Linked DNA regions of Homo sapiens: all the other regions are linked to region 1. The links are chromatin contacts, found by Hi-C in ENCODE. All regions are on one chromosome and are shown on one strand. Each heading gives the region's core, a stretch centred on a gene start or an enhancer-like site at or near the end of the contact. The rest is flanking DNA. Distances are from core to core; before and after follow the strand shown.

Region 1 (4,056 bases), core at 1,125-3,624:
GGGCTCTATATAATACATGGCACATGCACCTAATTTCATTTCTAAAATCAGGAAAATGTGTGAATTTAAAACACATCTGGCACTAAGGGTTTCAGATAAGAGACTGTGTGACAATTGTTCTTAGTTCTGCCATTTTCCCTGGAAAACAATCTTTAAAGTTCACAGAGCACATCAGCAAGAATTTTTAAAAGGAGCCTAATTGTGATATGGTTTTGTTGAAATACAAGGCAGGTGTAAAAGGAAAATAAATCTCAGGACTCCAAAATTACTAAGCCAAAGGTAAAAGTCAAGCTGGGAACTGCATCAGGCAAACCTGCCTCCCAGTTTATCCCTAAATAAGATATTTACAAAGATAAAGCTACATACTTCCCTCATAATTTGCCCTCTAGGGATTCCTTGTGGGCTGCAAGATCTTTACCCTAAAACGGTTCTGTTGAATTTTACCCTGACAACGTAAATTGATAGTTTATCTTCACAGGTGCGAGACAAAGGAGCGAACCCCAAGTCATCCCTCTGCTCACCTGAAACAAATGCATATCTGATTGCTTCCTCTGAGGTAAAAATGCAGATTGACAAAGCTAGATGAAGGCGTAACTATTCCTCTACTCCCCTGATAAGGTTTGGATCTATGTTCCCACCGAAATCTGATGTCGAATGGTAATCCCCATTATTGAAGGTGGGGTCTGGTGGGAGTTGATCGGATCTTGGGGGTGAATCCTTCATGAATGGTTTAGCATCATCCTCTTGGTGACAGTGACTGAGGGAGTTATTGCGAGATCTGGTTGTTTAAAGTGTGTAGCCCTGGGCTGGGCATGATGGCTCACTCCTGTAATCCCAGCAATTTGGGAAGCTGAGGCGGGTGAATCACCTGAGGTCGGGAGTTCAAGACCAGCCTGGCCAACATGGCGAAACCCCATGTCTACTAAAAATACAAAAATTAGCCGGACGTGGTGGCGGGCACCTGTAATCCCAGCTACTCCAGAGGCTGAGGCAGGAGAATTGCTTGAACCCGGGAGACGGAGGCTGCAATGAGTCAATAACATTTTGCCATTGCACTCCAGCCTGGGTAACACAGCGAGATTAATAAATAAGTTTGCTTATGAGATGTTATTTTATTGTACTTTTTTACATGTTTATTATATATTATATACTTCTAAATGTATTAGGTAAATATATTTTGTATGCACATAAATTTATCCATTGTTTCTGTTATATAAATTTAATATTTATTACTTATCGATTACCTATTGTATATAAAGCACATGATGCTACACTGGTATTTGGAATTCATTACCCTAACTATACTGTAATTAAAATAATTATCCTAACTAGTACCAAAGGCTTCCCCTTAGCAATCACTCGAAGTGTGCCAGCACCTCCACTCACTTCACGTCAAGCGATTCCCATCATTGTTTCACTGATGGAGAAACCAAGGCCCAGGGCACTTGGGGCAAGGCGTTCAGGGGGCTTTCGGTCCGGAAGCAGCGTCGGGGCGGGAATTCGAACCCTGGGTTCCCACACTGGCCCGTGGCAGGGCCCCCAAGCCTTTTCCCAAACTGATCACAGAAAGTGACGACCCGTTCGCCCGGCGGACCGGGGGCGTCGGGCAGGTCCTGGTCCAAGTGAGTGCCCGCCCCTGCCCTGGGCTGGCAGAGTTCTTCCCCCAGCTGCAGGTAGACGTGGGAACCCGGCAGGGTACGGAGCTGCTGGCGCGGCACGCTGATTAGAAGCGGCGACTGCCCGTCAAGCATTCGCGCCTCTCCCCTCCCTTGACTTTCTTGGCAGGGTTAAGGGATAAGAGAAAGTGGAGTTGCCTCAGTTCTGGGAGAGCCCGTTTGTGGGTCCGGCACAGGTATCCATCGGGACTGACGCTGCAAAAGTCCTCTTGTGAAACAAGGAATAGGCTCGAGTCTTCGATTGGGTCGAGGGAGACGTCAATCAATGGATGGGCGTGTGCAAACGCAACACAACGCACAGTATTGGTTAGGATTTGGCGGGGGGAGTAGACAGCGGGGAAATGAGGCGGCTCATCTCGATTGGCCCAGAAAGAAGACGGTCGCGCCCTATGTACTCCGGGATTGGCTAGAGCGAGCCGCGTCCCCCCTCACGCCAACCACTGGTAAGCGAAGTGGGCCTCGCTCTCCCGGGTTAGCAGCCGTAGCCAGATCCGTTGAAAGGAGTGCAGAGAGGTCTCATTGCGCTCCCGAACAGACCTGACGTAGATCCGAAGTGGCCCGCGCCATCTCAACTATGAGGGGACACCCGTAGGCGGCGGGAGAGGGACGCCGCGAGGAGCCAATAAAGCTCCGCAACCGGAAGTGTCTTCTGGGAGGGGTCGTACCCGGAAGTGTGGCACCTCCCGGGCCGCACCCGGAAGTGTGATGCCACCGCCGCTACGGGGAAGTAATGGTATCCGGCCAATTGAGATTCGGAGTTAAAACAGGTGTTTGTATATCTCTATTTCCTGAGGCCCAGTAGAGTCTCCTCTTTTCGGAAAGTGTTGGAGGGGGGACGTATTTGGGCATGATTTTGGATGTCTCGTCCTATTGAAATCCGTGGGGAAATGAGCAGTAGGAGTGTGTCCAAGGGGGCCTGACTCTATAAAGGCTTTTCAGAAGTTTCTTTCACCGCCCGTCACCCTCGATTCCCCTCCCACTCAGGGATGTGCAGATGGAGGTCGGAGGAGACACTGCTGCCCCGGCCCCCGGGGGCGCGGAGGACTTGGAGGACACGCAGTTCCCCAGTGAGGAAGCTAGAGAAGGTGGAGGGGTTCACGCGGTCCCGCCGGATCCCGAAGACGAGGGCCTGGAGGAAACAGGTATGACTCCACTTAGTGGGGTCTTAAAAGGAATCCTTAGGGGTTGTCATTGTTGGACGGGGGAAGGGTCAGTGGGTGACCAGTAGGGAGTCTTGGGACTTAAGAGAAGTGGCTTAAACCATCGCCGGGTCAGGAGGAGGTCACTGTGGACACATGGTGTAGTTTACATCATTGAGGAAGTCATTGGCTGTCAACGGATGTTCACTGGGGGTTTGGTGTGAGTTTAGGTCATTGAGGAATCAAAAAGGGGGCTGTTAGGACCAAAGAGGGTCACTGAGGATTTAGAGTGTTTAGATCAAAGAATGCGCTGAAGAAAGTCAATAGACTCAACAGAGGAGGACTGTTGAGAAGTTAGTGTTTTTGAGGAGTAGGGTGTTATTTATTAAATAATAGAAGTGGGAAGGGGAATCAGTGGAGTTCGATGGGCACTCAGAGTATTTACATCATTGAAGTCACTTGTAGACTGTTGGGGAAGTCTTTAAGGGACCAAATGTTAGTGGATGTGTAAAGTTGTTCATTTGAGATTTAATGGAAGTCACTGAGAAGTCTGTGCCATTGATCACTTTGGAATTAGTGGATGTAAATGGAGTCATTGGGAAGGATCAGTGGACCTCACTGAGAATAAATGTGGATGGGGAGGTTGAGGACTTGGGAATTAATAGCAGGTAAGAGCAGTTATTAGGAGGGAGTAAAGATATTTGGGGACATGGGAGTGTCAGTGAATGTCAGTGACAGAATATGCAATTATTGGGATTTTATGGGAAAATTATTGAGACATAGTTGCACATGGATAATAATGGTTGTCATTGGGGGATGAATGGAAATCAATGGGAATAAATGGATGTGTCAGTAGGGGCTGTTGAAGTTGTGGGTTTTAGTGAATGTTAATGATGGTCATGGGTAGGGGCAATGGAAGTCATTAAAGTCTTGTGTGTTAGTGGATATTATGATGGTTACTGTAGGGAGGGGAGTGGATACCAATGAGATTGAAGGTGGTCAGGGGAGTGACTGAAGGTCTCTGAAGTGCTGGGTGTTAGTGGAGGTTAATGATGGTCATTGTTGGGGGTAGGGGGGAGTAGACATGGAGTAGAATAACTTGTGGATCAGGGCAGTCATGGAGGGTCATTGAAAAACCAGGTGTTAATGATTGTTAATGTGGGGTCATTGGGGTGTTTGTGAACCACAGTGGGAGTGAATAGTGGATTAGGGGAGTCCTAAATATCTGGGTGTTAGTGGAT
Region 2 (4,056 bases), core at 1,064-3,563, 6.6 Mb after region 1:
GTTCCTGAGTTGCCCACAGCCATAAGACAGGTTTGCTCAGAGATCCAGGGTGCAGGCACCCAGCTTTCTTTGCTGAGTGTGGGAGTCCCAGGGATTGGGGTCTAAAGTCAGAAGCCTGAGGGCTTTCTTCACCTTGGCTATTCACTAGTTTTTAAGGAGTTCTGAAGTTTTATGAAAAGTCTTTTACGATTAGCTGGGCATGGTGGTGCTCACCTGTAATCCCAGCTACTCAGGAGGCTGAGGCAGGAGAATCGCTTGAACCGGGGAGGCGGAGGTTGCAGTGAGTCGACATGGTGCCACTGCACTCCAGCCTAGGCAACACAGCAAGACTCCATCTCAAAAAAAAAAAAAAAAAAAAAAAAGTCTTTTAAGAAAACTGAGATACTGGCATCTAGTAGGTAGAAGTCAGAGATGCTGCCCAACGTCCTACAATATACAGGGTGCCCCCTCCACCACCAACAATAAAGAACGACTTGACTCAAATGCCAGTATTGCAGCTCTTGAGAAACTCTGCTCTAAGCTCAAAAAACTCAGAGAATTCTAGAATGGTGAGAAAAAAGGAGAAGATGCAGAGTCAGGAAGTCCTGCGTCTCTTACTTCCTTAATTTGATGACCTTGTTCCAGTTTCTTAACGCCTCTGCATCTGTTTTCTCAAAAATGTAAAATTATGATAATTATATCACAGGGTCTTCTGAGGATTAACTTAAAACACTGAGATATTTTTATTTCAAGTAGTCGGGTAAAGCACTAGCCAAATACCAGTTGACAACAGCCAATTACAAAAAAGTTGTGTATACTTACACAGAAAGGAAGATCTCTCTATAGGAAAGGATGAGGTGTGAAGGGTGAGGGGCAAAGGTGTGAGTGAGGGGGAAGGGGTGGTAAAGGGAGTTGAAGTCTCATGCCTCAAGGCCAACTGGATTCCGGGTTTGTTAGAGACACTGGTGGGTCTGGCAGAGGCGTTTGAACAAGAGCAACTCCATCTCGAATAGGAGCTGGGTAAACTGAGGCTGAGAACTACTGGGCTGCATTCCCAGACAGTTAAAGGATTCTAAGTCACAGGATGGGATAGGAGGTCAGCACAAGGTACAGGTCATAAAGACCTTGCTGATAAAACAGCTTGCGGTAAAGAAGCCGGCCAAAACCCACCAAAACCAAGATGGCAATAAGAGTGAACCCTGCTTGTCTTCATTGCTACACTCCCATTACCGCTATGACAGTTTACAAATGCCATGGCAACGTCAAGAAGTTACGCTATATAGTCTAAAAAGGGGAGGCATGAATCACCCACCCCTGGTTTAGCATATAATCAAGAAATAACTATAAAAATGAGCAACCAGCAGCCCTCAGGGCTCTGTCTATGGAGTAACCATTCTTTTATTCCTTCATTTTCTTAAACTTGCTTTCACTTTACAGACTCGCCCTGAATTCTTTCTTGCATGAGATCCAAGAACCCCCTCTCTTGGGGTCTGGATCAGGACCCTTTCCCGTAACAGCTCTAACACCTTACAGCCTCTCCCTAGCTAAAGTCAAACTGGAGCTGACCCCTCACATAGCACAGTCCTTAAATGAGATGTGTGAAAGTTTCCAGAACATGCCAGGCCCGCAGTCAAGGACTCTCCTATCCCCTTGCCATGAGACCCAATCCTAAAGACCACCTGTGGGGTTGGAACTTGAGGTTCCAAATCAGCAGTGCCCACCTCCTTCAACACCCAAACCCACAGTCTAACCCTGATGCCGGAAGCCTTCCCCACTCAACAGCAGGCATTGCGTGGAGTGAAAGAAGCCAGGCATGATGGACAGCTTCCTGTCTGAATCCCCTCATATGAACCTGACGGGCACAATGAACCTACTGGGCTAAACTCCAGACGCTGGCCACCTTCATAGGGTGGAGATGACAGAACAGGACAGGAGCCATGGGGCTCCCGGGGCGGGTAGGGGTGGGTCATGTTCCTTGGCTTGGGGGCAGTTACAAGGGTACAGTGGGGCTTGTTGAAGGGCAAAAGTTCTGTAAGTTCGTCCCGACAGGCCAAAGAAACCCCAGAGCCGTCTTTCGACTGACTACAGCCTGGAAGAGAGGCCAAGACCACTCCCTGCCTCTATTGCTCCATTTCTGAGTTGGTCTCACTTTCCACCCCACTGACGGCGCGCTGCGTGAGGGGCGGGGCATAGAGGGAGGGGAGGGGCTATGCGAAAGAAGGCGGGGAGAGTGGGGTGGGGCCGCTCCTTGGAACGGAAGCGCGCGGCCTCGAGGCCCTTCCGGTGCGGGAGAAACTACTACTCCCATAATGCCCCGCGGTCCCGCGAGCTGCCAGTCTCGTCGCGAGAAGCAGCGGCCCGGGGCGACTGAGCGGACAAACGGAAGTGTAGGTTACGGTCTGAGACATCACCGCCAAGCTGGGCATCGGGGAGATGGCCGAGACTGACCCCAAGACCGTGCAGGACCTCACCTCGGTGGTAAGGGACGGCTGTGAGGGCCGGAGGCCGCGGCCTTCCCGGGCGGCGCCGGGCCAAGCCCTGCTGGACAGAGGCGCGCCCACCGCGGCCGCGCGTGGCGTCTGCCGAGGCCCCGTTTCTGGAAGCGTCTCTGGCCGAGGCTCCCGGCCACCTTGACCCCCGGGGCGCTCGGTGCGGGCCAGTCTCCCCGCGGGCGCCCCCAAGCCCGACCCCTTCCAGTAGCCCCATTCATCTGTCGCGAACGCCCTCCGGGTCCCTCCCGCCTACCTCTGACACCCTCCCCGCCCTTCAACTCCTCACACACCCCCGGGTGCCCCAGCCCGGCAGAAACAACCTAAAGACCCTGAGCTTTGAGTCGCAGCGGCCTCCCCAGCCCAGCAGTCTAATTGGACAGGTTGGAAAACGGAAGCCCAGAGAAGGAAGATCTTGCTGAAGGCCGCACAGCTGTCCAGAGGCAGAAATGGGGCTGGAACCCCGGGACCAGGGCTTGCGTCCTGATCCCAGGAAGTTGTCTCAGGATCGATGTGGACCGTGTTTGTTTGTTTCGGTTTTTCTTAGGTGCAGACACTCCTGCAGCAGATGCAAGATAAATTTCAGACCATGTCTGACCAGATCATTGGGAGAAATATCCTTTTTATCTGCAGTCGGCCTCCTGTGGGCCTTTGGAGCCTATTTGCCGGGCAGTGGTGGGGATAAATGAGTAGTTTTCAGGCTAGCTTCAGCCATTCACTTGTAGAATTTGAGCTTGGATTGTACTGTGTTTCTGAGAAGGACTGCGCCGAGAGCTAGGGGCAAAGCTGAGTTAGACTCCTGGCTCAAGGAGCATACGTCTACCAATCCTAATAGCTGGTGTGGTGGACCATGCACTGTGAACTAAGCGCTTTTGTGTGTGTCTTTTGATGCTCAGCATGACCTTATGAGTGGGTTGTAGTGTTATCATCTTTAGCAAATGAATAAATTGAGGTTTAGGGGTTCCATCACTAGTAAGGGTCAGGGCTGGAATCCGATGCGGGGTAGCCATGCCCCACAGTCCTGTACTCTTACCCACCAGCGTGTAACAGTGTCGAAAGAAAATTGGAAGACCAGTTTCCCTAAAGTCGTTGTGTTTAAGGCTGTAGTCTGCAGGGACGGGAGGAAAAAGGCTCAATGAGATGTTGGCACGCGTTGTCTTTAACTTCAGCACTTGATGATATGAGTAGTCGCATTGATGATCTGGAAAAGAATATCGCGGACCTCATGACACAGGCTGGGGTGGAAGAACTGGAAAGTGAAAACAAGATACCTGCCACGCAAAAGAGTTGAAGGTGAGGAAGGGGGCAATTTTTTTTTTCTTTTCTTTTCTTTTTTTTTTTTTTTTTTTTTTTGACACGGAGTTTTGCTCTTGTTGCCCAGGCTGGAGTGCAATGGCACGATCTCGGCTCCCTGCAACCTTTGCCCTCCTGGGTTCAAACGATTGTCCTGCCTCAGCCTCCCGAGTAGCTGGGATTACAGGCTTGTGCCACCACACCCAGCCAATTTTGTATTTTTAGTAGAGACGGGGTTTCTCCATGTTGGTCATGCTGGTCTCGAATTCTGACCTTGAGTGATTTGCCCGCCTCA
Region 3 (4,056 bases), core at 946-3,445, 5.5 Mb after region 1:
GCCTCAGGTGTGTTGGAAATACAGAGGAGAGACCAGCCCAACTTTGGAGGAGAACAGAGAGAGGGACCCAGGAAGGCCTTCTGGGGAATATATTTGACTTGGGCCCTGAAGGAGCAACAGAAATTAGGCACTGAGTAAAATGGGACTGGATGTACCTGCACAAAGCCAGCAGCAGAAGAAAAGACATGGAGTGGAGGGAGCTGGCAGTTCATGCTTGGGGGAAGCTGAGAGTTGCTTGTGGGGCTGGAGGCCAAGGTGCAGGGCTGCAGGGGTAGGAGGGAGCAGCCAGGGAGGGGGTGGATTGGTTAAGAAACACGATGTGCATGTCATGTTGAGAAACTTGGATTTCACCCTGGAGGCGCAGGAACTAGGGGGGATTTTTCAGCAGCAGTGACAGACGCTCTTAAATCTGGGTTTTCCAATGATCAGCATGCTTGTGCCTGCACCGGGGCGCAGGATGGGAGACAGATGCCTTTTGCAGTAGTTCCGGAGAAGAAGACTGAAGACCACATTCAAGGCCCTGAGAGAGAAGAGAAGGGGACAGATACCACAGAGATCATGAGATATAGCACAACAGATAAGACTTGCTAATTAACTGTACGGGGTTACAGGGAGGGACAGGGAGAAATCAGGTTTCTTCCAGCCCAGCTTCTGGTTGGAATCACTCAGGCAGAGACACATGGGCCTGAGAGAGGATTCCCCTTATGACATAAAGCCGCAAAAATTCTCATTAGTCATTGCAAAAACATCTATTTCCGGCCTACACTGCACCAGCCAGTGGGGGAGGTCCTGAGAGATAGAGAAAGGATGAATTCTTGCCCTTAGAGAGTCACCTAGAGATTCTGGGGAGACAGCAGGTCCGAGTCTCTCTGCCTGAAACCTCTGGACAGTGTCTTTGGCTGACACTTACATGGTGGTCTTGGTTTCTTATTCAAGGTCGGTTTCCCAACTCTCATAGCATCAGCTTTAGGGCATCCCCAAATCTCTTGCAGAAGAGATGGTTCTTTCCCCTTGAGTTGTTTTGAGCCAAGCATATAACATTGTGTGAATGTTTGAAAACTTCTCTTGGTTCTCAGAATGCAATTCTGACAGTGCTGAAGGCTGCCAATTAAATGAAGATTTAGATAAAGGCTGTGTGGGAGGTGGAATGCAATATTCTTAAACCTAATAATGGCTTCCTTCTGTCTTTTTGAAGCTCTCAAATAATCCTGATTGACTGACTCTCTGCTTTGGGCATTCCCATTTTCTGGACAATTTAATACCATTTAAAATGTTTGACAACTTTTATTTGGGGGCAGACATCCTTAGGGGATGGGGCCGTGGGCAAAGATACAAATGCTGTACCATCAAAGGAACCATGGATTTAAATAAGGATTTTTTTTTTTTTCATATTCAGAAGAGGTGGGTACAGAAAGGATGAGGGCAGCTTCTCAGGTTATAGTATTAACCACGTGAAGCAGCTAACAAAGGTATGTGCCTGGCCTTGTGCTAAAGGCTTTCCTCGTATCAGTTCTTTCATCCCTCCCAACACTACTGAGGTAGATGGAGTGACTAGATCCATTATACAGGCAAAGTAGCTGAGGCCCACAGCCATAGCAAATAAACTGTGGAGCTGGTGGTCCCAGATTTCATGCTTTTAGTCATTCTCTTGGCTCTGGGGTACAGGTAAGCTTCCAGAACTGGAGGATGGAGTCCAAAAGAAACTCAAGATAATTTCCCTGCCTTTCCCATTGTATCAGGGGATTCATCTGTTCATACATTCATTCATTTTCCCAACACATTTACTGAATGCCCGCAAGCACCAGGAAAATAGCAATGGGCACAACCAGGTTCCTATCTTCATGGAGCTATTGCTTTATTGGCAGAGGCAAACAGTAAAGAAAATTCATTAGTAATCAGTGTTGCAATCAATGAGCCGGTCAATCAAGCACCATAAAAGGGTAAAGTGTGACGAAGGTGCTCCTTGTGATAGGGGTTGGGGGTGAGGGGAGGTGTCCTGGAGAGGAGACATTTCAACTGAGATCTCTCTGAAGTAGATGAGATGGCCATGTGGATCTCAAAAGGAAAGTGTATGCCAGGAAGAGCAAAAAGCAAGTGCAAAGTCCTAAAGCAGGAAATAGTGAGGCTACCGCAGTGTCGGGTCCAAGAGTAGGAGATGAGATCAGGGAGGCAGATTAGGCTGCAGGGAGGGTGTGCGTGTGATGCTGAGAGTGATGGGAAACCACTGGTGGGGTTGGGGGAGGGCAAGGCAGTGACATCATTTGTTTTTATGTGCAGCAGAGGAAGCCAAAGCAATTCAGAAGAAGCCTACAGAAGCTTACCTCCTCCACAGGCTATTTTTTTCTTGTTTACATTTGTTAATTTTACATATATATTAACTCAGTCCTCACAACCACCAAATGAAATAGGCATTGCCCTTATTATCATTCTTTCCCATTTTAACAATGGGGAAACTGAAGCTTAGAGTAGGCAAGGTCGCCCAGATAGGAAGCAATGCCTTCGGGTCATGGCTCACTACTCAAGTGCCTGAAATTTCAGCTAGCCTTTAGTGGGCACCTGCTATGTGCCAGGATCTGTATGAGGTTTGGCACCACCTAGACAGCCCCTTGAACCAGTGGCATGTCTCAGGACAGTGTGAGAGACAGAAACTTCAGCTGAGAGTTACCGTGCAAGGCAGAAAATGCTGGTCTAGCAAAAGGAACTCTGATTTCGATTTGGAAGTACAGAGAAAGAGCATCTGCCTTGGACAGAGTTATCAGTGAAAAGATGACATATGAGCTGAGACTGAAAATCATGTTGAAGATAGTCAAACAAAAGCTGGCAGTGTGGGAGTGGGGGCTTCAAGCAGAGAATCAGTGGTTCAAAGGCACAGGGTAGAAGGAGAATGGCAGCTGGCTCAGTGTGGCTGGAGAAAGAGGCTGGAGTGCACCTGGTTGCATTTGAATGGTGTGCGTGTGTGTGTGTGTGTGTGTGTGTTAATGATGGTGATGAGATGAGGGGCTAGAGAGGAAGACAGGTTGGCACCTGGTAGCATTTTTTAAAAAGCAAGTAAACCTTATTTTTTAGAGCAGGTTTAAGTTCACAGCAAAATTTGGTGGAAGGTACAGAAGTTTCCCAAGTACCTCCTATCCCCACAAATGCACAGCCTTGTCCCACTATCAACATCCCACATCAGAATGGTACATTTGTTACAGTCAATGACTCTACATTGACACATCATTATCACTCAAAGTTCACAGTTTACATGAGGGTTCACTCTTGGTGCTGTACGGTGTATGGTGGATACATGACAAATGTGTAAATTCATGTATCCACCATTATGATATCACACAGAATAGTTGTACAGCCCTAAAATACTTGCTCTGCCTATTTGCCTACCCACTCCCTTCTCCCTAACCCCTGGCAATCCACCGATCTTTCTTCTATTTCCATAGCTTTGCCTTTCCCAGAATGTCATATGGTTGGAATAATATAGTATGTAGCCTTTTCAAATTAGCTTCCTTCACTTGGTAACATGCATTGAAGTTTCCTCCATGTTTTCTTATGGTTTGGTAGCTCTTTTTTTTTTTTTTTTTTAGCATTGAATAATATTTCATTGTCTGGATGTATCACAGTTTATCCATTGACCTACTTAAGGATATCTTGGTTGCTTCTAAGTTTTGGTGATTACAAATAAAGCTGCTATAAACATTTGTGTTTCCTCATATAGATCTTGTATATATACAGTAGTTCCCCAGTTTTCATGGGGAATAAGTTCCCAGACACCCAATGGATGCCTGAAACTATGGATTGTACCAAGCCCTACATACATTATGTTTTTTTCCTGTACATACCTGTGATAAAGTTTAATTTATAAATGAGGCACAGTAAGAGATGAACAACAATTGCTCCATAAAATGGAACAATTATGACAATATGTTGTAATAAAAGTTACATGCATGTGGGCTGTCTCTCTCAAAATCTGTTGTAGCGCACTCACCCTTCTCTTTTAATCTGTCAGTCTGATAACCAAGATGGTTACTGAGTGACTAATGGATGATGGGTAAGATAGACAGG

What was found. A loop is a pair of places that touch in the nucleus more often than their neighbours do. Pooled maps may share reads with other maps.
Region 2: a loop to region 1 is called in a map of CD8-positive, alpha-beta T cell, with 39 times the contacts of the local background. The contact joins the promoter of HSBP1 here to the promoter of MON1B in region 1. A Hi-C loop is called at or near these places in 2 of 168 maps with a recorded cell type or tissue (CD4-positive, alpha-beta memory T cell and CD8-positive, alpha-beta T cell) and 8 of 50 pooled maps.
Region 3: a map of CD8-positive, alpha-beta T cell shows a loop between it and region 1 (23-fold over the local background). The contact joins the enhancer-like site here to the promoter of MON1B in region 1. A Hi-C loop is called at or near these places in 2 of 168 maps with a recorded cell type or tissue (CD8-positive, alpha-beta T cell and naive thymus-derived CD4-positive, alpha-beta T cell), 1 of 37 single-sample maps with no recorded cell type and 7 of 50 pooled maps.

Annotation. Positions count from the first base shown.
Region 1 is chr16:77,188,816-77,192,871 of GRCh38, forward strand. MON1B (MON1 vesicular trafficking associated B) reads left to right here and starts at 2,375. Exons shown (of 6, transcript NM_014940.4): 1 at 2,375-2,443; 2 at 2,661-2,818. The coding sequence starts at 2,671. It overlaps LOC124903725, which reads right to left and starts at 1,751. Exons shown (of 1, transcript XM_047435021.1): 1 at 1,093-1,751. The coding sequence starts at 1,751. The coding sequence ends at 1,407. RefSeq lists enhancers at 2,093-3,041, 2,167-2,456, 2,477-2,526.
Region 2 is chr16:83,805,665-83,809,720 of GRCh38, forward strand. It overlaps HSBP1 (heat shock factor binding protein 1), which reads left to right and starts at 2,314. Exons shown (of 4, transcript NM_001537.4): 1 at 2,314-2,457; 2 at 3,016-3,082; 3 at 3,641-3,761. The coding sequence starts at 2,413. The coding sequence ends at 3,759. RefSeq lists an enhancer at 2,108-2,609 and silencers at 2,267-2,443, 2,461-2,750.
Region 3 is chr16:82,653,361-82,657,416 of GRCh38, forward strand. All of the region lies in intron 1 of CDH13 (cadherin 13), which reads left to right. Among named protein-coding and RNA genes, the nearest start is that of CDH13, 28 kb to the left of the region's middle. RefSeq lists enhancers at 120-1,319, 240-739, 561-770, 821-870, 1,111-1,160 and silencers at 2,064-2,358, 2,293-2,342. Within about 2 kb of position 2,196, at least 14 of the 41 ENCODE cell types and tissues checked have a DNase peak (open chromatin) inside an H3K27ac peak, as active enhancers do; they include CD8-positive, alpha-beta T cell, where a contact is called at or near this core.